Linked DNA regions of Homo sapiens: regions 1, 2 and 3 are each linked to region 4. Evidence: chromatin loops called from intact Hi-C (ENCODE). Cell type or tissue: B cell. All regions are shown on one strand.

Evidence for each region. A loop is a pair of places that touch in the nucleus more often than their neighbours do. Peaks named below come from ENCODE experiments on the same cell type or tissue, not always from the same donor. Only the 100,000 strongest peaks of a DNase experiment are listed, where the experiment ranks them.
Region 1: a loop joins it to region 4, with 14 times the contacts of the local background. A loop is called at or near these places in 22 of 110 quality-filtered maps.
Region 2: it touches region 4 in a loop (10-fold over the local background); 24 of 110 quality-filtered maps call a loop at or near these places.
Region 3: a loop joins it to region 4, with 10 times the contacts of the local background. A loop is called at or near these places in 32 of 110 quality-filtered maps.

The regions. Positions count from the first base shown.
Region 1 is chr14:64,426,987-64,434,986 of GRCh38, reverse strand. It overlaps MTHFD1 (methylenetetrahydrofolate dehydrogenase, cyclohydrolase and formyltetrahydrofolate synthetase 1), which reads right to left. Exons shown (of 28, transcript NM_005956.4): 12 at 7,514-7,650; 13 at 4,757-4,803; 14 at 3,348-3,455; 15 at 3,126-3,200. Among named protein-coding and RNA genes, the nearest start is that of AKAP5, 35 kb to the left of the region's middle. RefSeq lists an enhancer at 4,642-4,936. In B cell, CTCF peaks have their summits at 4,594 and 4,800 (motif pointing left); a DNase peak (open chromatin) is centred at 4,796.
Region 2 is chr14:64,632,681-64,640,680 of GRCh38, reverse strand. No RefSeq gene overlaps it. Among named protein-coding and RNA genes, the nearest start is that of PLEKHG3, 68 kb to the left of the region's middle. RefSeq lists an enhancer at 7,061-7,563. In B cell, CTCF peaks have their summits at 3,593 and 3,794 (motif pointing right); DNase peaks (open chromatin) are centred at 3,810 and 7,840; H3K27ac peaks cover 150 bases; H3K27me3 peaks cover 363 bases.
Region 3 is chr14:64,340,925-64,348,924 of GRCh38, reverse strand. It overlaps the pseudogene TEX21P. Among named protein-coding and RNA genes, the nearest start is that of MTHFD1, 43 kb to the left of the region's middle. In B cell, CTCF peaks have their summits at 4,421 and 4,620 (motif pointing left); a DNase peak (open chromatin) is centred at 4,584.
Region 4 is chr14:64,508,243-64,516,242 of GRCh38, reverse strand. All of the region lies in intron 1 of ZBTB1 (zinc finger and BTB domain containing 1), which reads right to left. HSPA2-AS1 (HSPA2 and ZBTB1 antisense RNA 1) reads left to right here. Exons shown (of 4, transcript NR_110550.1): 4 at 1,862-2,092. Among named protein-coding and RNA genes, the nearest start is that of ZBTB1, 7.5 kb to the right of the region's middle. In B cell, CTCF peaks have their summits at 4,751 and 4,953 (motif pointing right); DNase peaks (open chromatin) are centred at 4,982, 5,552 and 7,672; H3K4me3 peaks cover 336 bases; H3K27ac peaks cover 3,741 bases.

The DNA.
Region 1 (8,000 bases), 81 kb after region 4:
GACTCCATCTCAAAAAAAAAAAAAAAAAAAAAAAAAAGAAAAGAGGGAGAGCTTCACGTAGTCTGCTTAGAGAGTTCAGGTCAAGGCTGCAGTGAGCCATGATTGTGCCACTGCACTACAGCCTGGGTGACAGAGCAAGACCCTGTCTCAAAAAAAAAAAAAAAACAGAATTCATCGCTCCCAGAAGCTCAAAGCCAGAGTTGTCAATTCATTGGTGCAGTTGCCGTTGCTGGATAAGTGTACTTTCAAGAGCATCTTATCTGAATTACTCCCATCCTGAAGAATGTCTAGTGATAAGTCTTGTCATGGAAACATAAGTATACATTTGAAATGTGCAAGCTGTGCAAAGCAGGAGATGTGTGAAGGACGTGAAGGGATTTCTTTTGGGGTTTTATAAAGTTGTTGGAAACAATTTTTGCTTTTGTTTTTTTGAGATGAGGTCTCATTCTGTCACTTAGGCTAGATTATAGTGGCCCAATGATAGCTCACTGCAACCTTGAACTTCTGGGTTCAAGGGATGCTCCTGCCTTAGCCTCCCGAGTAGCTGGGTATAACTACAGGTGCATGCCACCACACCTGGCTCGTTTTTAAATTTTTTTGTAGAGACGAGGTTTTGCTTCATTGCTCAGGCTGGTCTCGAACTGCTGGGCTCAAGTCATCCTCCTGCCTTGGCCTCCCAAAGTGCTGGGATTACAGGCCTTGCAAACAGTTCTTATCACAGACACGTAAGTGTAAGCCTCCTCTTCTTCATGTTTTCCCAGCCCTGTTTTTTCTGGGTCTGACAAAAGTGATTTTATCCCGATATCTGCAAATTCACATTACTCACACATGTACAAAGGTATTATTAACATGTTTGTCCCTATAACTGAGCACCAGAAGATTTCCCTAAGCCTAGACCTAAATAATCATAGTATCATAGTGACCAAGAAGTGTTGTAAAACACAAACCCAATTTTTTTTGAGACAGTCTCTGTCTGTCACCCAGGCTGGAGTGCAGTGGGGCATCCTCAGCTCACTGCAACCTCCGCCTCCCAGGTTCAAGCGATTCTCTTGTGTCAGCCTCTCGAGTAGCTGGGGCTACAGGCGTGCACCACCATGCCCAGCTAATTTTGTATTTTTAGTAGAGATGGGGTTTCTCCATGTTGGTCAGGCTGGTCTCAAACTCCCAACCTCAGGTGATCCACCTGCCTCAGCTTCCCAACGTTCTGGGATTACAGGTATGAGCCACCACGCCTGGCCTCCTCATCTCTTAAAAAAAAAAAAAAAAAAAAAATGCTGAGCTCAGTGGTTCATGCAAGTAATCCCAGCACTTTGGTATGCCAAGGTAGGCAGATTGCTTGAGCCCAGAAGCTTGAGATCAGCCTGGGCAACACGGCAAAACCCGGTCTCTACACAATATATAAAAATCTGGGCATGGTGGTACCTGGCTGTAGTCTCAGCTACCTAGTTGGGTGAGGTGGGAGAATCACTTGAGTCCTGGAGGTTGAGGCTGTAGTAAGATGTGATTGCACCACGGCACTCCAGCCTGGGTGACAGAGTAAAAGCTTTTCTCAAAAACATAAACAAACAGGCCGGGTACAGTGGCTCACGCCTGTAATCCCAGCACTTTGAGAGGCCAAGGCGGGTGGGTCACCTGAGGTCAGGAGTTCGAGACCAGCCTGGCCAACATGATGAAACCTTCTCTCTACTAAAAATACCAAAATTAGCTGGGCATGGTGGCAGGCACCTGTAACCCCAGCTATTCAGGCTGAGGCAGGAGAACTGCTTGAACCTGAGAGGTGGAGGTTGCAGTGAGCTGAGATCACACCATTGCACTCCAGCCTGGGAGATAGAGTGAGACTCTGTCTTAAACAAACAAACAAACAACCAACCAATAAATTTTTGAAAAATTAAAAAACAGAAAAACAAAAACAAAAAATCCCTTGTGGCCAGACGTGGTGGCTCACGCCAGTAATCCCAACACTTTGGGAGGCTGAGGCAGGACCATCGCTTTAGACCAGGAGTTTGAGACCAGCCTGGACAATATGGTGAGACACGGTCTCTACAAAAAAATAAAATAAAAAATTAGCCAGGTGTGGTGGTGTGTGTACCTATAGTCCCAGGTGCTCAGGAGGCTAAGATGAGAGGATTGCTTGAACCTGGAAGGTGGAAGCTATAGTGAGCTGTGATTGTGCCTCTGCACTCCAGCCGGGTTACAGAGAGAGACGCTGTCTCAAAAAAGAAAACAAAAAACAAAACAAAACACCTCTCCTTTGCTGTTCCTTTATGGTCATACCCTCCCTTCATCCATACCCTTAACATCTATTGATCTGTTCCCTAGCACTATAGTTTTCTCTTATTGAGAATATCATATAAATGGAGGCATGCAATATGCAAGCTTTTGAGACTGGCTTCTTTCACCCAGCATAATGCCACTGAAATTCATCCAAGTTGTTGCTTGTATCAATAGCTCATTTATTTTTATTGGATGGATGTACCAGTTTGTTTATTTATTCATCCAATGAAAGACATTTAGATTAGTTCCCAGTTTTTGGAAATTATTAATAGAGCTGCTAAAAACATTAATGTACAGATTTTTATGTGAACAGAGTTTTCATTTATTTTGGGTGAGATTTCTGGGTCAGGTGGTATGGTGTATGCTTACTAACTATGTATTTGTTACAGAAATTCAAATAAAATATAGATATAACTATGGTTTTAACTGTTTAACACAGACCCTTATCTATTCAGGGCAAGGCAAGTATTATTTTACAGACAAGTAAGCGGAGAAACAAGTCATTTAACAAATTTGCTTAAGGTCCCAATGATGCAAACTCCAAAGGCTGCTATGCCGCCACAGTGACATCCTGACTCTTGTTCATGTTATAAAGGAAGTGTCGTTTCTTTCTTAGCTGAGGGCAGGTTGTCAGTGTTCTATTTATTCCACACTAGCCACTTCTAATCTATAGATAAATGAGAAATAACCTCTACCATCCATCTTTGCTATGTATATCATGACTTTAAGACTATGATTACTGATGTAACTTCATCTAAAATAGGCTACTCCAAGAAGACTTTTATGTCCTAATCAATGATCAGATTCCAGATTCCATACAATATAAAAAATGTGGAAGAAAAAAAGCTTACCTTTAACCTTCGGATTTGGATGTCAGAGAACCTTCTCACTCCATTTACTGATGGCACCAAACGATTAAAGAGAGCCTTAAAGAAAAGAAAGGGGCTTTAAAATGAGAGGAGCCCCACTGCTTTGCTACCTGCATCCTCAGCACCCAAGACACCAACACTAATTCAGATGGTTCAATACTTTCAAAACTGTTCAATGGGGTTCATGGGGCTTTGGCATCCTACCTTGTCTGTCTGGGTCAGTTCATGAAATATCCGAGCATCAATGGCCGCAGCAACGAGGTTATTAGCTGCAGTGATGGCATGGATGTCACCTGTGAGGTGGAGATTAAACTACAAAAGAACAGAAGCCACATTAGTCTCCCAGCTGCTCTGTATCTTTCCAACTTTCATTCTATTGCAAAGCTCAATCCCTATTTTAAAGCCAATGGAATACTGAAGGCAGCCCAGTTAGTGGACAAACACCCAATATAGGGAGTTCTTGAAAACATAAATGACTGGCTGGGTGTGGTAGCTCACAACTATAATACCAGCACTTTGGGAGGCCGAGGCGGGCGGATCACTTCAGGCCAGGAGTTCAAGACCACCCTGGGCAACATGGCGAAACCCCATCTCTACTAAAAACATAAAAAGTAGCCAAGTGTGGTAGTGCGCACCTGTAATCCCAGCTACTTGGAAGGCTGAGGCAGGAGAACTTGGGAGGTGGAGGTTGCAGTGACCCAAGATCACACCACTACACTCCAGCCTGGGTGACAGAGTGAGACTCTGTCTTAAAAAAAAAAAAAAAAGAAAAAGAAAAAGAAAAAGAAAACATAAAAGACTAATTATCTGTCCACAGAAGAATCTCCTCCCAAATACAGAACTTGCAGTTTTTCCAAAATGAGATGTCCAGAGACCACAAATACCACACCACTGGGATCAACAGCCACACTGGGTTACTGAGGACACACCTCAAAACAGCGAGGAGGAGTGCACGGGAGCAGCACCGACTCTATGTCTATGTAATGTTCCAATTTCTGCAGTTACATAAATGAATTCTGAAATCGCTGTGTGTTGGTGCTTCCCGATACCATGCTTCATTTGGTCATTTGCTTATAATAATCATTCCCACTGAAAGCCAAAGTTTGAAACCAAGCTGTATCACAAGTCTGCAAATTAAGTTGTTTTCCCCCTAGGTGTTGCTTTTGCTGAGAAACAAGTCATTTGTCCGCTAAGAGCTCTACAAAAAAGGCTAATCTCCAGAGAGAAAAAGCTATAATAAAGAATCTAGGCTGGGTGCGGTGGCTCACGCCTATAATACCAGCACTTTGGGAGGCCGAGGTGGGCGGATCACGAGGTCAGGAGTTCAAGACCAGCTTGGCCAACACGGTGAAACCCCGTCTCTACTAAAAATACAAAATTAGCTGAGCGTGGTGGTGCATGCCTGTAATCCCAGCTACTCGGGAGGCTGACGCAGGAGAGTTGCTTGAACCTGGGAGGCAGAGGTTGCAGTGAGCCGAGATTGCGCCATTGCACTCCAGCTCTGGGCAACAGAGCAAGACTCCGTCATGGGGAAAAAAAGGGAGCTAATTCAGCACCCTCCCCCCCGACAAAAAAAGGGGGATCTAATTCAGCCAAATCCCAGAATACTTTACCTCTTCCATAGGAATGACCTGGGAGTAGCCGCCTCCTGCAGCGCCACCTAGGGGACAGGTCAAGGGTGGAAGCTCAGTTAAGCATGCTTCTCCAATGACTTAGAAATCAAATAAATGCAAATGCATTATTGTAACTACTAAGCACATTTATTTATTTATTTTTTAGAATCATTTGGACAGTTTTGATCAAGTGTTTTCTAATACTAGTCTCTCAATTGAAATCTGAGTTTAAATGACAAAACCATGAACAAATATATACCTACTCATTATCTTTAGAAATATGTTCCTTGTAATTACTGGCATTTGTTAAAACACCCAGCTGACAGTTACATAAAGGCAACCTGTTCAATTTCCTACTCTCATAAAGCTACTTTGGCTTTTAAAACAGAAATATTTAAAATACATACACCTAACAAAAAGACTATAATTTTTCCTAAATAGAGATAAATAGATTAGGCTGTTAGAAAGCAGCCTAATTGCTAGATTTTTTTGGGCTACTTGGATTACAGGTTGAGTATCCCTTATTTAAAATGCTTGGATTTGGGTTTTGGATTTGGGTTTTTGTTTTCCAGATTTTGGAATATTTTCATCATACTGATCCAGCATCCCAAATCCAGGATTTAAAATCTGAAATGATCCAATGAGCATGTCCTTTGAGCATCGTGTCAGCACTCAAAAAGTTTAGAATTTTGGAGCCTTTCAGATTTCAGGTTTCTAGATTTCTGATGCTCAATCTGTATTAGCCAAAAGCCAGTTGAAAATGTTCAGGACACCAAGCATGGCTGCTCATGCCTATAGTCCTAGCCTGGGAGATCAAGGCTGCAGTGAGTTATGATCATGCCACTGCACTCCAGCCTGAGCTGGGACTCCAGACAGAGCAAGACTCTGTCTCAAAAAAAACAAACAAACAAACAAAAAAAGTCCAGGTTACCACATTATCAGTGCAATAAATGTAAATCAGATATATATTTTTTTAGACAGAGTCTCATACTGTCTCACAGGCTGGAGGGTAATGGTCTGGGATTACAGGCACATACCACCATGCCCAGCTAATTTTTGTGTTTTTAATAGAGACGGGGTTTGCCATGTTGGCCTGGCTGGTCTCGAACTCCTGGCCTCAAGTAATCTACCACCTCACCCTCCCAAAGTGCTGGGATTTTAGGCATGAGCCACTGCACCCAGCCCAGAGATATATTAATATGTATTTTGTTTTTGTGAGGCAGAGACCGTGCAGTGAGGCAATTTGCAGTAAGAGTAAAAGGAAAATAATGGGTTCAATAAGCAGAACAAGGAATAGCTCGTGCTGAAGTTGAAAGGGGGTTAAGACAAGCTCAAGAGCAGAACAAAGTGATTACATTTATAAAATAGGTGGAAGGGTGGGCTGGGCACGGTGGCTCATGCCTATTATCCCAGCACATTGGGAGGCCAAGGTGGGCAGATCACAAGGTCAGGAGTTCAAGACCAGCCTGGCCAATATAGTGAAACCCCATCTCTACTAAAAACACAAAAATTAGCCAGGCATGGTGGCACGCACCTGTAGTCCCAGCTACTTGGGAGGCTGAGGCAGGAGAATTGCTTGAAACCAGGAGGCGGAGGTTGCAGTGAGCCAAGATCGTGCCACTGTACTCCAGCCCAGGCAACAGAGCGAGACTGTGTCTCCAAAAAAAAAAAAAAAGGTGGAAGGGTGAAGGTGTTCCCGGTGTCAACATTTGTAGTAATTGCTAGAACAAGCAAAATGTGATACCCTCACCAAGCAGAGAAAGCTAACTCTAAGAACCTATCATAATTAATAAACATTATTTTAATTAAGACAGCAGCTTGGCACGGTGGCTCATGCCTATAGTCCTACCAGTTTGGAAGGCTGAGACAGGCAGATCACTTGAGGTCAGAAGTTCAAGACCAGCCTGGCCAAAATGGTGAAACCCCGTCTCTACCAAAAATACAAAAATTAGCCAGGCATGGTCATGCGTGCCTGTAATCCCAGCTACTCGGGAGGCTGTGGCAGGAGAGTCTCTTGAACCCAGAAGGTGGAGAGGTTGCAATGAGCCGAGATCACACCACTGCATTCCAGCCTGGGCGACAGAGTGAGTGAGACCCTGTCTCAAAAAAAAAAAAAAAAAAAAAAAAACACATGTTCTTAGTACCGCAGCAATAAAAATCTGAAGGTAAAGTGCGAGTATGGTAGTAATTTAGAGCTTGAAATAGACATGGAAGAATCACTCTGGTACTTAATACAGGTGCCTTTGACCAAGCCACCTCTGAAGTCCCAGTTGCTGCTATTTTAAAATGGTGACAATACTATCTCGTACTGGATGATAGAATAATATGCAAAAACTGCTCAGCACAATATCTGGCACAAAGCATATATTCAATAAAGGTAGGCTTTTCTTATTCCCAACAAGGTGAAACATCTGTGGGGTTTGTCATTGTCTCTAGAGTGTCTGTAAGATGATCAGTAGCTATGATTACCTTTATGGTTACTGTAGCAGTGGACTATGAGGGTCAAATAAAAGCACCTCCAGCTACATATCACCCATCCCAGAGAATCCCTGTGCAGTGGCCAACAGTGACAGCAGGAGCTGGGGAGATCCAATGACAGCCTTCATCAAAAGCATGACTACAGAGGTTTGTGAGAATGACATTCCTGGTGTTGAAATGAGTTGAAGACCCCATAAGTATCATAGGTTGCGTGGGCCTGGGAGGACTGAAGGAGAAGCAGGTCCCCTGTCACCACCCATGGTCCAGTCTCACTAGTACCTTTTATTCCAAAGGTGGGGCCCTGAGAAGGCTGTCGCACACACGCAAAGACATTCTGGTAGAGATGGGCACCAAGGGCTTGCACTAGCCCGATTGTAGTTGTGCTTTTCCCTTCTCCCAGGGGTGTTGGAGTTATTCTTCAAGACGAAAGCAAAAGAGAAAAAGGTTTAAAGAATTAAGTGTATCTGAATCACTAAGTCATACCTAGCAGATCCTAGAGAATGACTCGTAATCTAAAGATTAAGAAAGACAAAGTCAGGCATAGCAGTGTATGCCTGTAGTCCCAGCTATATAGGAGGCTGAGGCAAGAGGATCACTTGAGCCCAGGAGTTCCAGGCTACAGTAAGCTATGACTGCACCACTGTACTCCAGCCTGGGCAACAGAGCAAACCCCCATCTCTTAAAGAAAAAAAAAGAAAGAAAAGACAAAGAAAAAGAAAGACAAAAGCCCTGAAAGATATCTTTTTCAAAAGTCTTAGTTGTAATT
Region 2 (8,000 bases), 120 kb before region 4:
GTCAGGAGTTTGAGACCAGCCTGGCCAACATGGTGAAACCTTGTCTCTAGCAAAAAATACAAAAATTAGCCAGACATGGTGGCGGGCACCTGTAGTCCAAGCTACTTGGGAGGCTGAGGCACAAGAATCACTTGAACCCAGGAGGCAGAGGTTGCAGTGAGACCCTGTTTAAAAAAAAAAAATTAAGAATTAACTGCTTTTTTTTTTTTCCTTGAGATGAAGTCTCTGTTGCCCAAGCTGGAGTGCAGTGGCGCAATCTTTGCTCACTGCAACCTCCACCTCCCGGGTTCAGGTGATTCTTCTGCCTCAGCCTCCCGAGTAGCTGGGACCACAGGCGCATGCCACCGTGCCCGGCTAATTTTTGTATTTTTAGTAGAGACGGGGGTTCACTATATTGGCCAAGCTGGTCTCAAACTCCTGACTCCATGAGCCGTGAGCCGTCCGCCTCGGCCTCCCAAAGTGCTGGGATTACAGGCGTGAGCCACCGCGCCTGGCCCGAATTAACTGCTTTTACAGTGATCAGATGTGCTCTTCTTTCCTATTTTTCACAGGACATAATTTATATGAGTACATACCTGCAATGCTCAGTTCAATGGATTCCTAAGTTGGGATATGCCAACACAAAGTCTCCCCCTAAAAACATGTGCACATTTTCACTGCGCGTTTTGTGTAGATTGCACCTCTGTGAACAAAGGGGAAACTTGTGTATGAATGGAGTGCTGCCTGGTTTCACATCAGGCCAGGAGGGTATCTGATGAAAACTATCAAGGGCTGAGGCTCAGGTACAATCCTGCAACAGTTTGAACGCCAAGGAACAGTCCTAGGCCCTGAGTCTCCTCACAGAGGAGCTGCATCTGGTTATGCTTCATGCCCTCCACTGCAAGTCTTGCAGAGAAAGGGAGCTGCTCAGGGGGTGGTTTCCTGGCTCTACAGAACCTTGTTCTCACTTTCTCTTACCTTCCCTCTCCCTCCCCTCCTCTTTTCTCTCTCACTGTCTTGGCAGATGTTTAGCTAAGTGAGTTTCCTATTGTGGTCCTGTCAGAGGCCTGTGAACCAGAGCAACTCTGAACAGGAGCTGGGTAAAATGAGGCTGAAACCTACTGGGCTGCATTCCCAGACGGTTAAGACATTCTAAATGACAGGATAAGGTAAAAGGGCGGCACAAAATACAGGTCATAGAGACTTTGCTGATAAAACAGGTTGCAGTAAAAAAGCTGGCCAAAACACACCAAAACCAAGATAGCCACAAGAGTGACCTCTGGTCATCCTCACTGCTACACTCTCATTAGTGCCATGACAGTTTACAAATGCCATGGCAACGTCAGGAAGTTACCCTATATGGTCTAAAAAGGGGAGGCATGAATAATCCACCCCTTGTTTAGCATATCATCAAGAAATAACTATAAAAATGGGCAGCCAGCAGCCCTCGGGGCTGCTCTGTCTATGGAGTAGTCATCTTTTTATTCCTTTACTTTCTTAATAAATTTGTTTTTGCTTTGCACTGTGGGCTGGCCCTGAATTCTTTCTTGCATGAGATCCAAGAACCCTCTCTTGGAGTCTAGATGGGGACCCCTTTCCTGTAACATCTTCTCCTCCATTCCCCCACCCCCTGCACTCCCCAGCACACAGGGCTTTGCCGTTAGATGGCCTCTCTAATTTTTGTTTTGCTTTGTTTCAATATGTTTCTTTTTTATTTGCATAAATTTAAGGGGCACAAATGCAATTTTCTTTTCTCTTTTAAAAAATAATTTCAAGTTTTATTTTAGATGCAGGGGGTACATGTGCAGGTTTGTTCCCCAGGCACATTGCATGGTGCTCAGGTTGGGGATATGATCAATCCTGTCACCCAGGCAGTGAGCATAGTACCCAATAGTTTCTCAACCCTTGCCCTTCTCCCTCCCTCCCACACTAGCAGTCTGCATTGTCTATTTTTTTTTTCTTTTTTTGGATTGGGGGGGTTTTTTGTTTTTTTTGAGACGGAATCTTGCTCTGTTGCCTAGGCTGGAGTGCAATGGCATGATCTCGGCTCACTGCAACCTCTGCCTCCTGGGTTCAAGCTATTCTCCTGCCTCAGCCTCCCAAGTAGCTGGGATTACAGGCACCCGCCATCATGCGCGGCTAATTTTTGTAGAGATGGGTTTCACCATGTTGGCCAGGGTGGTCTTGAACTCCTGACCTCAGGTGATCTGCCTGCCTCAGTCTCCCAAAATGCCGGGATTACAGGCATGAGCCACCGCACCCAGCCCCCAGTGTCTATTTTTGCCATCTCTATGTCCATGAGAGTGGAATGTTTAGCTCCCATTTATAAGTGAGAACATGCAGTATTTGCTCTTCTCTTCCTGCATTAATTCCTATGCGTTAGGATAATGGCCTCCAGCTGCAGCCATGTTGCTGCAAAGGAAATGACTTCGTTCTTTTTTATGGCTGTGACAAATGCAATTTTCTTACATGGGTATCTTGTTAGTGGTGAAGTCTGGGCTTCAATGCATTCATCACCAGAATAATGTATATCGTGCCCATTAAGTAATTTCTCATCATCCACCCTCCTCTCACTTGTTTCAATATATTAGGGGTTTTTGTTTTGTTTTGTTTTAATGTGCTGGTGAATCACATCTGAACTTTAATTAGTGGCTTACATTAAAATTCTAAGGCCAGAAGTAAACGTGCCCAGACACATTGGCCTTCCGGGGTTCAAGAAAAAAAGAAATCCTCACAGCCTTTATCTCCTCTCCTCCACGTGTCAGCTGTAGTTTTTCTGGTCAGCACATTCTGGTCAGAGTTCTTGGTGTATGTTGCAATGTGTGTGTGCTTTTTTGGTTTCTTTTTTTGTTTTTCGAGAAAATGAGAATGGTAGAGCAGGATGACCCTGCATAACAGAGTGGGTAGGGCTGGCATAGCCCATTTCCATCATCATAGAATATTCCCATGATCTATGCCTCACTTAGGACCGAACCCTAGCCAAAGAGAACAAAGAGGCTTATCTAAAATACACTCCCTGACCAAATATTAGGTTAATAATGGGTTAATATTACCATCTTCTTAGATTATATAGTATTTTAGAACCAAATTAAGAATAATAAAACCAGGTGCCATGGCTCATGTCTGTAATCCCAGCACTTTGGGAGGGCAAGGCAGATGATAGCTTGAACCCAGGAGTTGGAGACCAGCCTGGGCAACATGGCGACACCCCGTTTTTACAAAAAATACAAAAATTAGCGAGGCACGATTTAGTCCCAGCTACTCAAGAGGCTAAAGTGGGAGGATTAATTGAGCCTGGGAATTCAAGACTCCAGTGAGCTATAATTGTGCCACTGCACTCCAGCCTGGGCAACAGAATGAGACCGTGTCAAAAAATAAAAAAGAATAAGAGCTACTATTAATATTTATTGAGCATTTACTATGTGCCAAGATTTTTGGATCCTTAAAATAATTCTGTGTGGTAGATATAACTACTAAATTGAAGGTTGCCCCATGTCCCGTAGCTGATAAGGCTGAAGCTATTAAAGGACAGTTCTGCTTATCTAATCTAGTGCTATTTGGCTGTATTCATTTCTATGGAGGCAATAAAATTGTAGGACAAAATAGATTATTTCAGGAGGCAAGTATTGAAATTTTCACTTAATCCAGTTCTCTTCAAGGTAAAAAACAAGGTCTAGCTGATTATCTCTATATTCTGGTCAGCTGAGTAACTCCTTCCTGGGGCCAGTGGCAAAGCCTGCCACAGATCTCGGAACCTGCAACTGAGGGGAAGGTTTGGAACTGGGTTTGGCGGGCGGAGTTCACTGACATTCTCAAAAGGCCCAGCAGGTGGCAGTGTTTCTCACTCCGCCAGAGCCCACGAGGGCCTCCAACAGGTCGCCCTAGAGACGTGAAGACAAACGTGGGGGCAGAAAGACCATGCCTGTGTTGTAATTTTCAAAACTTCGTCTTTTTATACATTTTATTTTTAAAACATTTTAGTAAAAATAAACAGAGTAGGCTTTAGTAGAAATAGGAGCAGGCACCTCCTTCCCTGCGCATCACCAGCTGCTCTCGGCTGCCCAAGCCCCTCACTGTGATGCTTACCACAGATCTGTCCTTCCAGAAACACCTCCAGGAGGATTATTTCCAATCCCCAGCTTCAACCGCCTGTCCTGCCACCCTCGTCACCCACCTGCCAGTTTGCTGCCCCACTTCCTGGAAGGCCAGCTCTGTGCAAATCTGGTGAGCCGACTCCAGTGGCTCAGCTCAGCTGTGATTCCCCCGGAACCCAGCACACCTCCAGGGAGACCGTGAGAGAGGCCATCTGAGGATAGCGCTGGTACCCACACGAGTAACTACAGGTGGCGGCTGTTTGCTGACATTTCAGGCCCAATAGAGGCTTTGCCAGGTTTATGCCTGCACCTCCAGTAGGGAGCTACTGCAGGTTCAGCTGCAAGCAGCAGTGAGAAGTGTCTCCTCCCACCCACAGCCTTCACATAAGTACTTCTACCATCTGCCGTACAGCCTGAAGTCCCAGGTTTGGGGATGGGTGACACACATCTTTTCAAGTTAAAAAAAATTTTTTTTGTTTTTGTTTCTTTGTGGAGACAGGGTCTATGTTGCTCAGGCTCCTGGACTCAAGCCATCTCCCACCCTGGCCTCCCCAAGTGCTGGGATTATAGGCCTGAGCCACCACACCTGGCCTCATACACTCCTTTTGATTTTGAGGATGGTCAGATTTTCAAGAGCTTCATATAAAAAACGTGAATGTATCATGATTGGGGAGTTCGCATCAAATCCAGATGCAAATACTATGGAAGTGGAGGGGAGATGGTTCAAAATAAACATGGTAAGAAGCTCATTGGTGCTGGGCACGGTGGCTCAGATCTGTAATCCCAGAACTTTGGGAGACCGCGGCAGGTGGATCGCTTGAGGTCAAGAGTTTGAGACCAGCCTGGACAACATGGTGAAACCCCCGTCTCTACTAAAAATACAAAAATTAGCCGGGCATAGTGGTGGGCGCCTGTAATCCCAGCAACTCTGGAGGCTGAAGTAGAGAATCACTTGAACCTGGGAGGTGGAGGTTGCAGTGAGCCAAGGTTGTGCCATTGCACTCCAGCCTGGGTGACAGAGTGAGACTCCATCTCAAAACAAAACACAAAAAAACTCATTGGTAATTTTCCTAATGATTGTCGTTTCTTATGCAAAAATTGTATTAATTTTAAAGTTAATTAAAAAGTCAAACATTCCTAAAAAGTTTTTTTTTTTTAAACAGACCACTTTAACCCCTCCAAGATTTGGTTGGAGGGGCAGGCATCAGGCAGGTAGGAGATGCTAGGAAATTTGAGGGGAAACTTTTATTAAGTCTGTCCTTTGCCTATTGGCTAACTTTAATGGGGATTGCTAAATGCCTACTGTGTGCCATGCGATATGATAGACACTATGTATAGATTGTATTATTTAGTATTGGGCCATTTTATGGACAGGAAACCAAGGCTTAGCACAGTCAACTTGTCCAAAGTCAGCTAACTTACAAGCAGTAGCCAGGATTCAAGAACTTTCTGCTTTTCTACTTGACCACACTGCAACATAACCAACATAACAAATCTAAGGTAAGTGACTAGTTGCTGGAAATCCCCCAGTCTTTGTCCGAGGTCTTTATTGAAATGCAAGGACAGAATTATAGTTAATTCCTCTGACTTCCTGGGTTCTCAAATGCTCCCATGTGGGAAATGCTATACGTACAAGGATGTCCTATGACTGTACCTACAATCAGGACTGGTGTTCAGACATGGGGACTTCCATGTGGACTAGCAATGCCATATGCTATTCAAAAGGGGGATTTGCTCAGCCCATGGGAAACACAGTGAAGCCCTGATTCCGACTGCATGTCCTTTTTTATTCCCAACACACAGAACTCAGTACTCTTTGCCCTGTTCCCTGTGCACCTCCTGGTGGCTCTTCCTTCCCGCTCTCCTTCCTGAGAAAGTCTGTTTTGCTCTCAGGCCTTAGCAATCAGGGCCAGCCCATTGTATTTGGTTTCCATGGAATGGAATTTATATTCTTGAATATATTGAAGGGGTATATTTTTCTTTCCACTTAAATCATGATGCTCTGTGGCTCTCCACTCATTTAATCAACAGGTTTCTATGCTTCAGGGAAAGAGAGATACTGTTGGGAACAACCAGTTCACTGCTTAGTTTTGGTTGCCAAATTCATTTTTTTTAATCCCTTGCAAGACAATAGTAGTGAAAAATTGTCTCTAAAGTGGGGTGTGCCCAAGACAGCACAATGGGGACAGAAAGCAAATATTAGAATTGTTATTTTCATTTTTTACCTTATCTTTTAAAATGTCCATTTTGGGATGTATGTGTTATAACGCATGTAATATATTAATACAGTGTTACATGTATATCTACCATATACAGATATACATGTTACCATATATACATATATAACCAAGTATATATTAATATATATGGCATACACAAATATATTAAATATACATTTATGTATGTGCTTAAGTTTTTTTTGTTGTTAGGAATGCATGATCAAAAAATTAAGGCCACTACTCTTGAAAGGAAGACTTGGTTTTGAGTAGATAATTTTTTTTCTAAATTCTAAAAAGTTCACTTTAACGATCAAAAGTATAGCTTAGAGTTCTATGTTGACTTCTACTACGAGCCTTAGGTAGAGATAACTTAAGCACCCACTCATCTGGGGGAAAATAGACTGTATCTCCAGTGTGGGAAGCTGAGGGAGAGAGAAGGTAGAAGGCAAATAGTGTATGTGGGGCAGGGAAGGGGAGCAGGTCCCACTCCCCACTTGGGTAGGTTTAGAAGGCTCCTGTTGGGTAAGTTTAGGAAACTCCAGAACAGTGGGGCTGTTTTTTCTTTCCTCAAGTGTCTTAGGGAAGGTCCGGGTCCAACATGGGCCCCCCAGGCTGAAGGTGGGCTGCCGGACAGCCTCACAGAGCCCTGAGCCCTGCAAGGTGAATGTAGAGGCAGCTGGGGGGCCCAAAGCCCTAAGGGGTTGAGTCCTTAGAACCAGTGGATTCCAGAAGGTTGGGGGAGAATGAGACGCCACAAAATGCAAAAACCAAATGACCAGAGGAAACACAGATGTAGGGGCTAAAAGGGCCAGGTGGGACCAGCTTCACTTGAGCAAGCCAGTGGCAGGCATAGGATGGTGGGGGCCCAGCCCGGCCCAGCCACCCTACAGTGAAGACAGGGAAGGATGTGGCAGACGGCCTCCGGGCCTCCACCCCCACAAGGACACGAGCACATGCCTTCCCATCCTGATGCTTCTGTAGCCGCATACCATCTGCTATGGGCTGAACTGTGCCCAGCCCCATTCCTATGTTGAAATCCTAACCTCCAGTGCCTCAGAAGGTGACCTTATGTGGAAACAGAGTGGTTGCAGATATAATTAGTTAAGATGAGGTCATACTGAAGTAGGGTGAGCCCCTGATCCAACATAATTTGTGTCCTTATAAAAAGGGGAAGTCGGCCGGGCGCGGTGGCTCACGCCTGTAATCCCAGCACTTTGGGAGGCCGAGGCGGGTGGATCATGAGGTCAGGAGATCGAGACCATCCTGGCTAACAAGGTGAAACCCCGTCTCTACTAAAAATACAAAAAATTAGCCGGGCGCGGTGGCGGGCGCCTGTAGTCCCAGCTACTCGGGAGGCTGAGGCAGGAGAATGGCGTGAACCCGGGAAGCGGAGCTTGCTGTGAGCCGAGATTGCGCCACTGCAGTCCGCAGTCCGGCCTGGGCGACAGAGCGAGACTCTGTCTCAAAAAAAAAAAAAAAAAAAAAAAAAAAAGGGAAGTCAGAGACAGATGCACACAGGAAGGACACCATGTGAAGAGACACAGGAGGAAGACAGCCAGCTACAAGCCAAGGACAAAGGCCTGGGACAGATCCTTCCCTCAGAAGGGACCAACCCTGCCAACACCTTAAACTCAGATTTCCAGCCTCCAGAAGTGAGAGACAATAAATTCCTATTGTGTAAACCATTCCATCTGTGGCACTTTATTAC
Region 3 (8,000 bases), 170 kb after region 4:
GGTGGGCGGATCACCTGAGGTCAGGAGTTTGCGATCAGCCTGGCCAACATGGTGAAACCCTGTCTCTACTAAAAATAAAAAAATTAGCCAGGCATGGTGACAAGCGCCTGTAATTCCAGCTACTCGGGAAGCTGAGGCTGGGGAATCACTTGAACCTAGGAGGCGGAGATTGCATTTAGCCAAGATTATGCCATTGCACTCCAGCCTGGGCCACAAGAGCGAAACTCTCAGATATTCAAAAAGAATATCTGAATATCTTTATGGCCGGGTGCAGTGGCTCACCCTTGTAATACCAGCACCTTGGATGAGCAACGCAGGAGGATCACTTGAGCCCAGGAGATTGAGGGAAAAAAAAAAAAAAAAAAAAAAAAAAAAAGCCCGGGTGTGCACACCCTGTAGTCCCAGCTACTCCAGATGTTGAGATGGGAGGATCACTTGAGCCTGGGAGGTCAAGCCTTCAGTGAGCTGTGATAACGCCACTGCATTCCAGCATGGGCGACAGAGCAAGACCCTAACTTAAAAAATAAAATAAAATAAATAATATCTTTGTGTGAGTCTTTTTTTTTTTCCCCGAGACGGAGTTTCGCTCTTTCGCCCAGGCTGGAGTGCAGTGGTGCAATCTCCGCTCACTGCAGCCTCCGCCTTCCGGTTTCAAGCGATTCTCTTGCCTCAGCCTCCTCAGTAGCTGGGATTACAGGCATCTGCCACCACGCCCAGCTAATTTTTGTATTTTTAGTAGAGACCGGGTTTCATCATGTTGGCCATGGTCTCGATCTCCTGACCTCGTGATCTGCCTTCCTCAGCCTCCCAAAATGCTGGGATTACAGGCTTGAGCCACAGTGCCCGGCCCGTGTGTGAATCTTTATCCACATATTTGATTATTTCTTTATAATACATTCCTAGAAAAGTTGAACTAATCTATGCTACTGCTTGGTGCTTATAAAATCTATTTCATTGTACTCTTGGTAGTCCTGAGTCATCACTTTTATTGTCATATTTTATTTTCTTGATTATTTTAATAATGCTTATTTATGGTGAAAAATATTTTACTTATGGAAGTATTGTTAAGCCTGCAGTGTGTTAGTCTGGAGTGGATGTGGTATTATGCTAGTGTATAATAACATCTTAAAGCACAATTTTTTACTTCAATACTGTTGATTTCTGCAAAGGAAAACTCAGGGACTAAGCATTCCCAGATAGACAAGCATAGCAAGAAGTTCAAAAAGCTAGAGAAAGACAACATGCAACAAAACAAATGTTATTGAATATTTGGCAGAATTTGCAGATTGCTACTACGCAAAGATTGGAGGAGAAAATTCAGAAACTTCAGAGACAGCTCAGTGATTTGAAATTGTCAAATAAAAATATGAAAACTCAGCTGACAAGAGTAAATGTCCTTAAAGTAAGTAAAGGAAGTGAGGCTTTCAGAAATTCACTAAAGCTTTGGTCTTTTACCATTTTAGCAGCATGCTTTTCATTGAAGCTAAAAAAATTAATATTAAAATTATTTTACATACATACAAAAGAATATATATTTAAGCATATAGAATAAAATTGGAATTCACCACTCATTTTAAGAAACAAATATTACCAATACAATTGAAACCCCCATATATCCATATATCCTCCTCCTTGTATTCTAAGTGTTATTATTACAAATCCCTTGTTTTTTGTTTTATTATTATTATTCTTTTTGAGATGGAGTCTTGCTCTGTTACCCAGACTGGAGTACAGTGGCGTGATCTTGGCTCACTGCAACCTCTGCCTTCCAGGTTCAAGTAATCCTCCCACCTCAGCCTCCCAAGTAGCTGGGAATACAGGCGCGTGCCACCATGCCCAGTTAATTTTTGTATTTTTAGTAGAAACAGGGTTTCACCATGTTGGCCAGGCTGGTCTCAAACTCCCGACCTCAAGTGATCTGCCTGCCTTGGCCTCCCAAAGTGCTGGGATTACAAGTGTGAGCTACCTCACCCAGTCTGTTTTTTGTTTTAGTTTCACTTGTGTCTCTTATTGGGGTAATAGTTAAAAGTTGTAGTCATTTTGGGGACTCTTCTTTGGACCTTCTCCATATCAAACTTCAGTTATACTATTTCAAAAATTATGCCTTAAGCCAAACAGGCACTAAATAACTGATCAACTGATATGCCAGTTTATCAGCAATATTTCTCTTACTGAAATGCCAATTATCTTCTGTATTTCTGTATTTGATTAATGTAGGGCTTTAAGACCTTTGAGGATGCAGAAAACATGTTAAGACTCTTTAAATCCCAAGTGGCCAGTTAATAAAAGTGCTAAGTAATAGTTATTGATGAGCACGATCATGGAGAAATGTCCTCTTAATTCAGAAATTTTGGAATGTTTTTCTTTTCCATATATCTCTGTCTTCATAAAAAAAGAAAGAAAAGGAAAAGAAGCAAGAGTTATCATAACTGTTATTTAGAAGAGATCTAATCCTAGTTATTTCCTTCCTTTCCCCCATCTTATATGCTGTCACAGGACAAAACAATTGAAGAGCTCAGGCAATCTTTAGCAAATGTTGAAAGGATGAAAGAGAAGGCAAATGTTGAAACGATGAAAGAGAAGGCAGTTGTGAAAACAGAAAACTTGAAAACTACATTAGACTCTGCAGAGCAAAAGGCAAGATCAGACAAAGAGAAGACCCAGCAGATGTTAGATGCTGTCACTTCTGAGCCCCCAACAGCAAAGAGCGCACCTGAAGAAGTATCAGGACAAGAACAAGAGGTTTTTTCAAAATAGTAAAATTAAAATTAATTTAGTTGAAGTGATAAACACCCACGCCTACTTAGACTGTAACTAACTTGACAAAAGGGAATATTGGCTTATGGAATCATGAGTTAAACAACCTAACCTCCAGGTGGGCGGAGATACACCTGGGCCCCAGGATCAGCACCTGGAACCTACAAGCCCTTTCTCATGGTCACTTCTTGGCATCTATGTGTCAGCTCATCTGTCTGACTGCTGGTTGGTTTTCTCCATGACAGGAAACATGATCACTGGCAACCATGGAGATTTATATGGAGTTTCTGTGACAGGAGAGAGAATCCCAAGAAAAGGTCTTATTGACCCAGTTTAGGTCAAGTGCTTATCCCTGCTAAACCCACAGTGGCTAGGGATGGGATATATGATTATTTTATATACTCTAACAAGTGACCAGGAGTGTAGAGTTCTATGACATCATGTGTCATCATGTGAAGCTCAGGGGAAACCATGTGTGTCACTTTCTGTGTCACTGTCTAGGAGAATATAGTAGTGCTTCTTAACTTGCTTAGATTTTCACTATACTTATAAAGCAAATATTTCGAGAGAATTTTTTAAAGGCCAACTGATCATCTGGGGCAATTTTTAAATTATATGTCACTTCTCCATATATTAGTTGCTTATGAAACTTATACCTTAAGATATGCTTAAAACATAAAGTCATGATATTAGCATTTTCACTTTTTTCTCTCTTTAACTTCTGTGTGTTCACTTTCTTGATTGTTTCTATTCCTCTCTTTTATTTTTTGAGACAGAGTCTCACTCTGTTGCCCAGGCTGGAGTGCAGTAGCATGCTCATGGCTCACTGCAGCCTCGACCTCCTGAGCTAAAGCAGTCCTCTCACTGCAGCCTTCCGAGTAGCTGGGGCTATAGGCGTGCCACCACCACACCTAATTTTTGTATGTTTTGTAGAGACAGGGTTTCACCATGTTGCCCAGGCTGGTCTCAAACTCCTGGGCTCAAGCAATTCTCCTGCCTTGGCTTCCCAAAGTGCTGGGATTACAGGTGTGAGCCACCGTGTCTAGTCCCTTATTTTATTTTCAGTCAAATCTGTTTTCCTTTGGTCACCTTGTAGTTCACTCTTCACTTTTTAGATGATTTAGTGTTTTCTTGCCTGAGTTCAACTCTCACATCTAGATATCTTGGACTATTCTGAATTATTACATTTCTGATTCAAAATAAAGTTTTTCCCCCCATTTTTGCAAATCCTTTAAAAATTGATATTTAATTTTTTTCAGGGGTGTTGTGTCAAATATTTGTCCTGTGTTTCACGGCTGTGTTTTTTTTTTTGTTTTTTGTTTTTTTTTTTTTGAGATGGAGTTTCGCTCTTGTCACCCAGGCTGGAGTGCAATGGCATGATCTCGGCTCACTGCAACCTCCACCTACTGGGTTCAAGTAATTCTCCTGCCTCAACCTCCTGAGTAGCTGGGATTACAGGCAGTGCTACCATGCCCGGCTAATTTTTGTATTTTTAGTAGAGATGGGGTTTCACCATGTTGGCCAGGCTGGTCTTGAACTCCTGACCTCAGGTGATCCAACTTCCTTGGCCTCCCAAAGTGTTGGGATTACACGTGTGAGCCACCATGCCCGGCCCATGGCTGTCTTTTGGGAGTATTTTTTTTTTCATCGCCTGAACAGTTTAGATGATAGTGTCTTTCTATTTTCTTCTTAAAGTAATTTTATGTGAATATAATTTGCCATTTGTCTGTATTCACTTTCAAATTCCTTGAATTGCTCTGGTCTTCAGATGTTTCTACTTTAGGGTAGCTGGAGGCAGGGCTTACTCACTAGGTTCCTTAGCTCAATACTACCCTCTTCTGTTGGCACAGTGAGTGCAGTTTCTAAAGTTTACTAGATCAAGCCTTTTTGGGAGTGAGGGTTTATATGATGTCTGATTCTGTAATACTGTCTCATTTGTATAAACATATTAATTTCCACTGTTTGCTTTTTTCTTTTCCTTTATTACCAAGCCTCCAAGGAACACAACTACCTCCCTCTCCCCTCAGAAACCTTGCCCTCTACAACTGCCATTTTTGGTCTCATGTGCTTCCAAGACCCTTGCTTTTCCTTCATTTGTCAGTGTTCTGATCCACCAGATCTCAGATTTGTTCTTGGTATTTCACCATTTATGATCTGTCTTGTTTCTGGGGGTAAGGTTGTCTGTGTTCTACACCAGTGAAAATTAGCTGCACCTTCCTCTGTAGCTGCCTCTGCTGGTTTAGAATATTTATTTCCCCACTAACATGCAAATTGAAGTTTGTGGTATTCTCTAGTTTTGCTTTAGGCATGATTTATAGGTAGTTTTTATTTGATCTCCGTGTTGATCACTATGGTTTTTGGAGGATGGGTAGAAAAATGTGTTTTTAGGGGACTGGTATTATCATTCAGCAAATCAGAAGTCCAAAACGTAATTACCTTATGGATGAAAAATAACAAAATAAGCAGCAATAAAATTAAGTTTACTCTATAAAAGTGTAAAAGCAAGAAAAAATTTAAATGCAAAGGAAATTTTAAATAGAGTTATTGTAATAGAAGAGACCATTTTTCTAGCTTAAAAATATTGTTTGAAAGTAGAATATATTACATTTAATAATGTTTAATAAGACTAAATTTCTAGTACCAATTCTTTGTACATAATACCTGGGTGACCCAAACTAATAACATATCTTGATTTCTGTAATGGTTGTTTGTAGCTTAGTGACTTTCAAGAAACTATTCTCAGCTACTCAGGAGGCTGAGGTGGAGGTTGCAGTGAGCCAAGATCACTGCACTCCAGCCTGGGCGACAGAGTGAGACTCTGTCTCAAAAAATAATAAATGAATAAAATTTAAAATTTAAAATAAAAATGGAAACTGCTCACCTTCCGAGGTAGTTTTAGATGTACCCAAGATATCCTCTGTGGGAACAAGTCAGAATCTGGACAGGCCTGTGGGACTCGATGCCTGTTTTAGAGAGCTCTTCAGCATGGGCGGGGTGAGATTATACTGGACCTTACAGAAGTACCATTTTGGAACAAAATAATTATCTTGAATATTCATTCAAGGGATAAATGAGAATCACTTTCCAAATGGCCACAGCCATGATTCCCAAACTGTGTGCCAAGGCACACTGGTGCACTGTAAGGATCTCAGCATGCCATGGAATGTTTTGATTTTATTTATATATTTATTGAGATGGAGTCTTGCTGTGTCACCCAGGCTGGAGTGCAGTGACGTAATCTCGGCTCACTGCAACCTCCGTCTCCCAGGTTCAAGCAATTCTCCTGTCTCAGCCTCCTGAGTAGCTGGGACTACAGGGGCCTGCCACCACGCCCGGCTAATTTTTGTATTTTTAGTGGAGACGGGGTTTCACCTTGTTGGTCAGGCTGGTCTCGAACTCCTGACCTCCGGTGATCCACCCACTTCAGCCTCCCAAAGTGTTGTGATTATAGGCATAAGCCACCGTGCCCAGCCTAAATATTTTGATTTTAAAGGGAAGCACTGTAATATTTGACATCTGTCAGGAAGGTACATGGATACTAGCTTCAACATTACATCACCCTTCATTCTTTTTGATGACATACCTTTGTGATAGAAACTGCCCAAGGCTTCTCAGGATTTATAAATTTGTTGCCGAGTGAACTTCAGTAGTTAGTGGTATCGCTACCAAAGAAGCTGTGCTGCAAACTTGGGGAAGGAGGCTCTTTCCCCAGATTCTAGGATCCCTGGCTGCAATGTAAGAAACTTGCTTATCCTTCCTCTCAATAATATCACCAGCCTAGCAAAAGAGGAAAAGTGAGGGACACCTTGACCAGAGCCTCCACTTGCAGCCCAGCCTGCTCAAGCTGTAAGAACCACCTTCTTATTCAGAATTTCCCCAGAGCCACGGCCCAAGGGTCATCTGCCTGCTGCAGCCTTAGCACACAGGAGCCTGGGCATGAAACAGGCAGACCCTCTCCTCCTTCCAGGACACCCTTCTCTCAGGAAATGGAGGCCCTACCAGCTCCTACAGCCAAGCTCTCCATGAAGGCCAAGGTGTTAAGGTGGGCCAGTTTCTGAAAGAGCCACTTTCTGAGCATATTAAAGAAAAATCTCTTGTAAAAACAAAGAGGGCTTAGTGTTAATGCTCCTTTATGAATTGTGTTAGTAGGAACTGATTGTTCAATCATGGGGCAGTGCAAAACGTTAGCTGTGTTAACTCTGAGCAAACAGGGGAGATCCTTCAAGGACCTGGAACACTGTTTCCTAGAAAAGCTTTTAATCATGTGTCCAAATCACTGCCACACTCTTCTTTAATGATAAGAATTGGATTTAGATTTAAGGCTTTAGATAAATGATTCTCAACCTTCAAGATGCTATGAAATGACCTAATTAAGGAATTATTTTTTCCTAGGCCTATCCAGAGATTCCAGTTCAGTTTGTGGTATGAGGCTGAAGTATGGATATTTTTTTCAAAGCTCCTTAAGTATATAAATTGATAAAATTACTTTGGAAGACTGGCAGTGTACGAGTTTTCTGTTGCTGCTGTAACAAATTATCATAAACTTTGTGGCTAAAACAGTACAAATTTATTATCTTACAGTTCTAGAGGTCCCATTGGGCTAAAATTAAAGTGTCAACAGGGTGTGTTCCTTCTGGAAAGGGGAAAATCCATTTGTTTGCCTTTTCCAACTTCTAGAGGTTACCCACATTCTTGCCTCATTGCCTCCTTCCTCCATCTTTAAAACTAGTAGGAATTGATCAGGCCCATCCAGTCTTTCTCACAGCTACTGTTCTCTGGTTCTTTATCTGATTCTACAATTTCTCTGATTCTCCTTCTCTTGCCTCCCTCTTCTCTATTTTTAAGGGTGCTTGTGATTAAGTTGGGCCCACCTGGACAATCCAGAATGCTCTCCCTATTTTAAGGCCACCTCTTGGCAAACTCTGTAAACTTAATTCTCTTTTGCCATGTAACCTAATATACTCATAGGTTCCAGGGATTAGGACAAGGATATTTTGGGGGACCCATTATTTTGCTTGCTGTAGTTAGCATCTACTAAAATTGAATACATGCATGCCTTATGAAGACGTAGTCCCACTTCTACATACATGTTAGAAGCAAATTTTTCAGTGCCACAAAATAAAAGAAAATAGCACTCGAATATAAATTTTCTCAGCAAGGCAAATTTACTCTTTCAGGAGGGTGCCCCTCGTAGGTCTGGTTGCCACGAGAGGACGCACAAACAAAGGAAAGCAGGGGGTTTT
Region 4 (8,000 bases):
ACTCTGTTACCCAGGCTGGCATGCCATCATAGCTCAGAATGTCCTCAATAGCATTCTGTTCCTGCTTTAATATGGGTACTCATTCTCCAAGCAATCCTTCCACCTCACACCTTCTGAATAGCTAGCACTACAGGCATACGCCACCATGACTGGCTAATTTTTGTATATTTTTTGTAGTGATGAGGTCTTGCTATGTTGCCCAGGCTGGTCTCGAATTCCTGGGCTCAAGCAATCCTCCCACCTCAGCCTCCCAAAGTGCTGAGATTACAGGTATAAACCACTGTGCCTAGCCCAGAAAAGCTTTAAGAAGGATTACTACACCAAAAACAGGTAGAGGAGTATGCGGCAGGGGAGGAGGGATCTAAATTCCTGTGAGACTTTTAGCTTATCTCTTGAAGATAATTTTTTCATTAAAAATTTTTGAGGCCGGGCACCGTGGCTCACGCCTGTAATCCCAGCACTTTGGGAGGCGGAGGCGGGTGGATCACAAGGTCAGGAAATCGAGCCATCCTGGCTAACACAGTGAAACCCTGTCTCTACTAAAAATACAAAAAATTAGCCGGGCGTGGTGGCAGGCACCTGTATTCCCAGCTACTTGGGAGGCTGAGGCGGGAGAATGGCGGGAACTCGGGAGGCGGAGCTTACAGTGAGCCAAGACTGTGCCACTGCACTCCAGCCTGGGCGACAGAGCAAGACTCCATCTCAAAAAAAAAAAAAAAAAATTATGAGGCATTCACTTTCATTAAATTATAATTTCACTCAAATTCCAAGAGGAGTTTGCTCTTTTTTCATTTTTTTGACCTCTTTATTAATGCTGCCAAAAAAAGTTAATGAACTTTATGTTCTAGTAAAGCCTATAAAAGGTTTTAAGTAAATGGACAGCTTGTATTTCAGCTGTTCTTGTTTTTACGACTGAAATCTGTGATTGCTTTTGTTTGTACTACTAGCTGCATCACTGGTAGGACAAGTTTAGCACAACTAGAAGTCAAGGGCTCAGGTCTGAGAGCAGAACCTCCAATGTGACTCAAAGGACTTAATGTCATTTGGATAAGGAAAACAAGCTATATAATGCCAAGAGTTACACTAAGGCTAGAAGGATACCCACTGTGCAGAACTCTAGCAAGAATTAAGGAGTTAGGTGATCCAAAAAGTTTTATACTGGATTTTTAAAATTTTAGTCTGAAAAAGTTTAACGGCTCATCTCAAGTTTAAAAACAGTCACCAAGCACATTAAGCATATTAAGTAATTTAATCATACATTTTTAGAGCTTAGAGAGATCTAATCTAGTCTAACATTCTTATTCCATAGAAGGCAAAGATACATGGTTTTTAATGTATCAGGGTATAGTTAACTGTGCTGAAGCACATACTAGGACTAAGGACTCCTGACCACCCAGATAGTAATAACCTCTATATATGGCACTTCCTTGGTACTATACAGTATGGTCTTCCGGAAAGAACACTAAACAAGGACAGGGCATGAGTCCTTAATACAGGGTTTGTTGGTTGGATGCTATTGAGCAAGTGATTACCCCAATCTGAATTCTTTATCTGTAATGTGGCTTTATCCATACATGTCAATCTAGTCTTATTCAATAGATGTGTTCCCTAAGTTATACTGTGTAAGCTATTTCAGTAAATTTCTCACTGACATAGTAAGATTTCAGAAATATTTTTCCTCCATTGCTAGATCTCTCAAATTGGAAATAACAGTTTTGCTGGAAGTTTCTCTTGCTCCAGCCTTGGTAAATGATAATTTAAGGGTCTATAAATAAGCATATCCAATGAATAAAGAAGTAACTTAAAGGAATTTTAAAGTGTTTCTGTGAGGCAAATAATCACCCTCTAAATTGTGTCACAGACTTGCAGCACCAATGAGGCATTTGAAGATGATTCGCTTAGCCTCAGTGAAAGTCTAGAGAGCCTAGCATCACAGTCCCAATTCAGCACCCCAATCTCTGACTTACAATTACCTCTGGATCTCAAGGAAGATTTATGTATATATGTTTCCTTTTACCTATTTCTATGTCTTATAGGTTGAATGTATGTATGCATATGGATTTGAGGATTACAGAGTATTTTAAAAGTCTAAAATGTAATGAAAGGATTCTTACATTTTAACATCAGAATATCAGAATCTATTGAATACTCATAATGTTCCTAACACTGGATAGAGCATTGAAATGGAGGGTGGAGAAGGATGGTGTACAATAGAGATAACTGTATATGAGGGATTAAATTTGAAACCAAGAAACAATTTGAGGAGTTTAATAAACTATATTGAGGCCGGTGCGGTGGCTCATACCTGTAATCCCAGCACTTTGGGAGGCTGAGGTGGGTGGATCACCTGAGGTCAGGAGTTCAAGACCAGCCTGACCAACATGGTGAAACTCTGTCTCTACAAAAATACAAAAATCAGCCGGGCATGATAGTGGATGCCTGTAATCCCAGCTACTTGGGGGGCTGAGGCAGGAGAATCGCTTGAACCTGGAGGCAGAGGTTGCAGTGAACTGAGATTGAGCCACTGCACTCCAGCCTGGGCAACAGAGCAAGACTCCATCTCAAACATAAAAATAAAAATAAAAATAAACTATATTGAATAAAGTTCAGCAAGAGTTTAGAAGAAAAGCGTTAATTATACCAAAATAGTAGGCTTTAGGAAGGATGTAGGATTTGAGTAAAGCCTTGATGAATGAGTAGGATAAACAGAAAGCAAGGGTGAGGCATTTCGAGTATTTATATAGATGTGTATGTAAATAATTGAGGAGGGTACACAGCAGCTTGGCTGGAAATGTAACAGGACAGAAGGTAGATTTGCTTTACTGGACTGGTAGATGAAGGTTATCAAAGTAGAGTAAATGACAACTGTAATACAATAATAATATGAATAGCTAACATTTGTTATGTCTCACTATATGCCAGGCTCTATTCCAGGCAGATGTATAGGGAGATGTATATATATCTCTCACAGATACATTACACATATACACATATGGATATATATGGATATATGCAATATATATGTGTGAGATATGCACACATATATTGCATATATACATGTATGTATATACATGTATGTGTGTATGTGTGCATATCTGTGTATGTATCCATATATAGGTATCATTTTATGTGTATGTATGCATATATAAGTATCATTTTAGCATTTAATCCTCGTAACAAACCCTACAAAGTAGATGCTGCTATAAGACTCATTTTCAAGATTAAATAACAGAGGCATACAGTGTTATATAACCTTTGTAATATCACAAAGAGAGGACTTCATGGGATTAGAACACAGGCAATATGACTCTAAGCCCAAGATCATGACCTTAAAGATTCTGCCATCTATAAAAATAATGTCACATTGGCAAAATTCTTTCCTAGAATACCATCTTGCAGGGTATAGGGTCCAATCTCTATTACATTCTCTAGGTTTCTCCTTGAAACTTCCAGGAATAACCAGTTGTAGAGGCTCCCAAAGATAAGAGGTTTTATTTCAACGCACTTAAGTGACAAACACGATCAAGTTTAGAAAATTTTATGCACTATCTGCACTGGTGGCTGTGCATTAGACTCCAAATTCAGTACTTAGTACAGGAAGTTCTGCAATTATAACTGGGTTATATCCTAAAACTTTATTTTTAATTTATTTGGAACTTGAAACACATATTCCCATAGAAACAATAATATAAATGGTGGCTTAGTTTTATACCCACACCCTAAAGACATAATGGAGCTATATATTAAGCCTAACAGTGCAGTAGTATTACTTGTATCATTAGCACTGACAAGAGATCCAAGGAGCAGTGTGATACAGCAATGCCTACTGTACTGAAGCCTCAAAGACAGGGACAAGGCTTAATGGCCTTTGTTTTCCTTGTGCCTAGCACACTCTTCCCACATAGTTGACACTTAATATGTGCTTGTCAAGTGAAGGAATTAAAAAAGAAGCCAGAGAGCATATACTGTTTGTTTGAATACAAACTCTACCACTAGTTTAGCTATGCGGGAACTTCTTTAAGCCCAATTTTCTCATCTATAAAATTGGGATAATCATACTTCTCAGAGGACTCTTAAATAAATTAGAGATGACAAATGTTCCTTTGCCTTTTCAATCCAAGCACAGTACAATTTAAAAAAAATTAATGTCATAATTACAGTTTATAGAATTTTATGAAATGATCAAGTTCAACCCACTGCTTTATAGATCAAAAAGCAAACTGAGGCCCTAAGAGGTTAAGTGGTATGTTCAAAGTCACATTTAGTTTTAGTGGCTGTCAGGATAAGACCTTGGTCTCCTCAATCCTGGTCTAGGGCTCTTCATACTACTCTAACTGCAGCCTACACATATAGCATCACCCGGCTGGCTGTTTTCTCCTCTGAAACAATTATGTTTTGCTGAAACATAGTAGTTGTTCAAATTTGCAAGGGTTTGCACCTACACAAAATGGCCTCAGACTGTTATGCTTTTGGAGATTGGGCTTTGTTGGCTAGTTAGTATTTTTCTGTCTCTTTACTTGCAAGCCAACAACTGTCACTTCTGAAAGGTGTGCTGATCTCCTGTGGCCCACCATTTCAATCTCTTCTTGGCTGTGAAATTAGACAAAAACTCATTGAAAATTGAATCTACATATCCATTCATCCTAAAGAGGGAGCACAACATCTTCTGAAGATCTAGGGAAATGCTCATAAGATGTAAAGTTTTAATTCCTGAATTTTGCTGACAGGCGATCATATTTCCTTCCTCTTTTGCATCAGGCCAAGGCACTGGATAGCTGAGGTTGCCAACCAAATAACTTACAAATAAGTGAGATGTTCCTGTAGTTCAGTTGCATTATATTCTAAGAAATGAACTTACCCACACAGAAAGCAGAAGGAACACAGTGGCTTCTGGAATATTCCTCTCTCCCTCTCCAGAAGCAGAGGAGGAAAAGTACATTTTAATCCATTCATCCTAACGAGACAGCACAGCATCTTCTGACCACCAGAGGGCACTGTGTAAACAGTAGGCTTTTCTCAGCTAAAAACGCTTCACCAGGAAATCCCTTATTGCACATGGCATTCATATTCTTAGGGTTCGTTTTGTAGGACTTCTATTTCAAAGTACTAATTCTGTGGACTCAGATTTTGTCTGGAACCCACTTAAAAATGCCCCTCCCTGTATTTTGTCTCAGCTGCCACCACTATGTACCAATCACCTAGACTACTTGGGAGCTACCTATAACTTCTCCCTCATAATCAACCATTAAGTGTTGCCAATTTTCCCATTAAATATTTCTCAAATCTGCCCATCTACTCCATCCCTACCTTTCCTGCTCTTGCAAGGCCTCTGTTATCACTCCTGAGTTATTAAAATAGGCTCAACCAGTCTCTCAAATCCTTCACTCTCAGGTAATCTTTTTCTTCCCAGAGCAATGCTGTTTTGAAGATGATTCATGAAGAAGAAAAATCATATCACACTATTCTACCATGGTTCCCCTCACATATCTTCAGACTAAAGTATAAAATCATTATTGAGGCATACAAAGCCCTCCATGCCCACCCATCTAGTCTTACATGTTTAGTTACTGCCTGCTTCAAACTTCATGTTCAAGCAACATAAAACTGCTCATCACCACCTTCACCCTCCTCCACACACATCCAGTATACTTCATAAATTTCTTACTTCCCCTGCAGTTTTACTCATGCCGATTGGTTCTTTGGGTCTGAACCTCCCAGATATCATTTAAAAATCAGTTTATCACCTCCTGCAGAAAGCCTCTGTAACACCTTCCTCTCCCACTATTTTAGGTTTTGATCTCATTGTGTATTACCTCTTTATTTTGCACTTTTTACACTGTATTTTAATAATCAGAACAGCTACATAAAGTAGGTGTTAAAGCACAAACTAACCAGACTGCCTGGGTTTAAATTCTGGCTCTGCCACTTATTAAGTGTGTGACCTTGAGAAGGTTGCTTAGTCAATTTGTGCTTCAATTCTCTAAGAAGGGATGGTAATCCTTTCTACCTCTGAAGAATTATTGTTAAGTATATCTCTCATGGAGTAAGTGCTAAATAAGAATTGGTTATAATTATGTGTTGGTCTCCCCCATGAGATTGTGAGCAACTTTAAGGCGAGGACTTTGGCTTTTTCATTTCTCTGGAATATTAAGTATTCAGTAAGTGTTACTGAATGAATAACTGGTGAGACAGCTCTATGATGATGGGAGGGATTACCCAGTTTCCTTCTTTGAGCAGATCCTACACTTTTTTTTTTTTTTTTAATTGAGACGGAGTCTCGCTCTGTCACCCAGGCTGGAGTGCAGTGGCACAATCTCGGCTCACTGCAAGCTCCGCCTCCCAGGTTCACGCCATTCTCCTGCCTCAGCCTCCAGAGTAGCTGGGACTACAGGCGCCCACCACCACGCCCGGCCAATTTTTTTTTTTTGTATTTTTAGTAGAGACGGGGTTTCACCATGTTAGCCAGGATGGTCTCAATCTCCTGACCTCGTGATCCGCCTGCCTTGGCCTCCCAAAGTGCTGGGATTACAAGCGTGAGCCACCACACACCCGGCCAGATCCTACACATTTTAAAAAAAATTGTATTGTTTCCAATTTTGTGGCTCCAGTTTTGTTTAATTCAAACCAAAATCCTGAAAACATCACAATCATATAATTGAAATTCAACAAAATGAAACCAATTTTAAAAAATCATAAAATGCATGTTCATTCTAAGAAACTTAACTCCATTTTTAAGCTTTAAGATTCCCCCGATCCCAAATAACCTAACACACCAAAAGCCTTGCCATTTCACACATGCTGTTCCTTTGCTTAGAACCTTTTCAATGTCTAGCTCACTCTGTTTGGGACTTCTTTTTTCTTTTCTTTTTTTTGAGACAGGGTCTGGCTCTGTCATCCAGGCTGGAGTGCAATGGGGCAATTTCGGCTCACTGCAACCTCCGCCCTTCCAGGCTCAAGCGTTCCTCCCACCTCAGTCTCTCGAATAGCTGGGACTACAGGCATGCGGCACCACGCCCAGCTAACTTTTGTATTGTTTGTAGAGACAGGGTTTCGCCATGTTGGCCAGGCTGGTCTCAAACTCCTGAGATCAAACAATCCGCCTGCCTAGGCCTCCCAAGGTGCTGGGATTACAGGTGAGAGACATTGTGCCTGGCCTCTTTGGGAAGTTTTTTCTGATCTTAGGGTGAGGCAGATGCCTCTTCTGTGCTGCCAAAACAGCCTATACATACAACAATATGGTACCAATAATGCATCATCCCAACTGTGATGCTCTGTTACCACACTTAAGGCAGATATTGCAATTATTTGGCTCCCCTGCTTTACTGCAAGCTCCTTGACATCAGGGCAGTATCTCAGTCATTACTGAATGTCTGACATTTAGTTGATACTTGATGAGTTTTTGAATGAATAAATGTTTAAACAGGTAAGTTTTATTTTGCTTATCAATTTTTTGTTTATTTCAATCATGGCAACTTTTATATAGTGGTTGGAAATTAAAATTAAAATTAAAATTTAAAGCATTTTCCCATACATTATACAACTGATCTCACAACCACCCTGAGATAGGTATTTTTATTATCCTCATTTTGCAAATGAAGAAACAGGTTCAGTGGCTGACTTCCCCAAAACTGCTTATCTTGTAAGTAGAAGCTGAGACTCTTGATTCAAAGCCCTAAGTTTCAGTTTGTGTAAACCAGACAACACTCTTCTGAATATGACTATTAGCTGAAGTGCCCCTTTGGAACATTCTAAGCCTCCTAGAGTCACCTTTTTCATGAATCTAAAAGCTCTCATCATTCTCTTACTGCTCCATCTTGCAGGAAGAATGTCCAGTCCCTTCCCTAAATCCCCTTCCATCTGCTAACTCCCCACTGTCCACCAGAGCATGCCTCTTCTAATACTTCAGATTCAAAGTGGGGATGGAACTCATCTCTAAAAACGACTGCATGCATCTCATATAGACAAAAGAAAATCTGGTTAATTCTTTAATCTTCAAATTT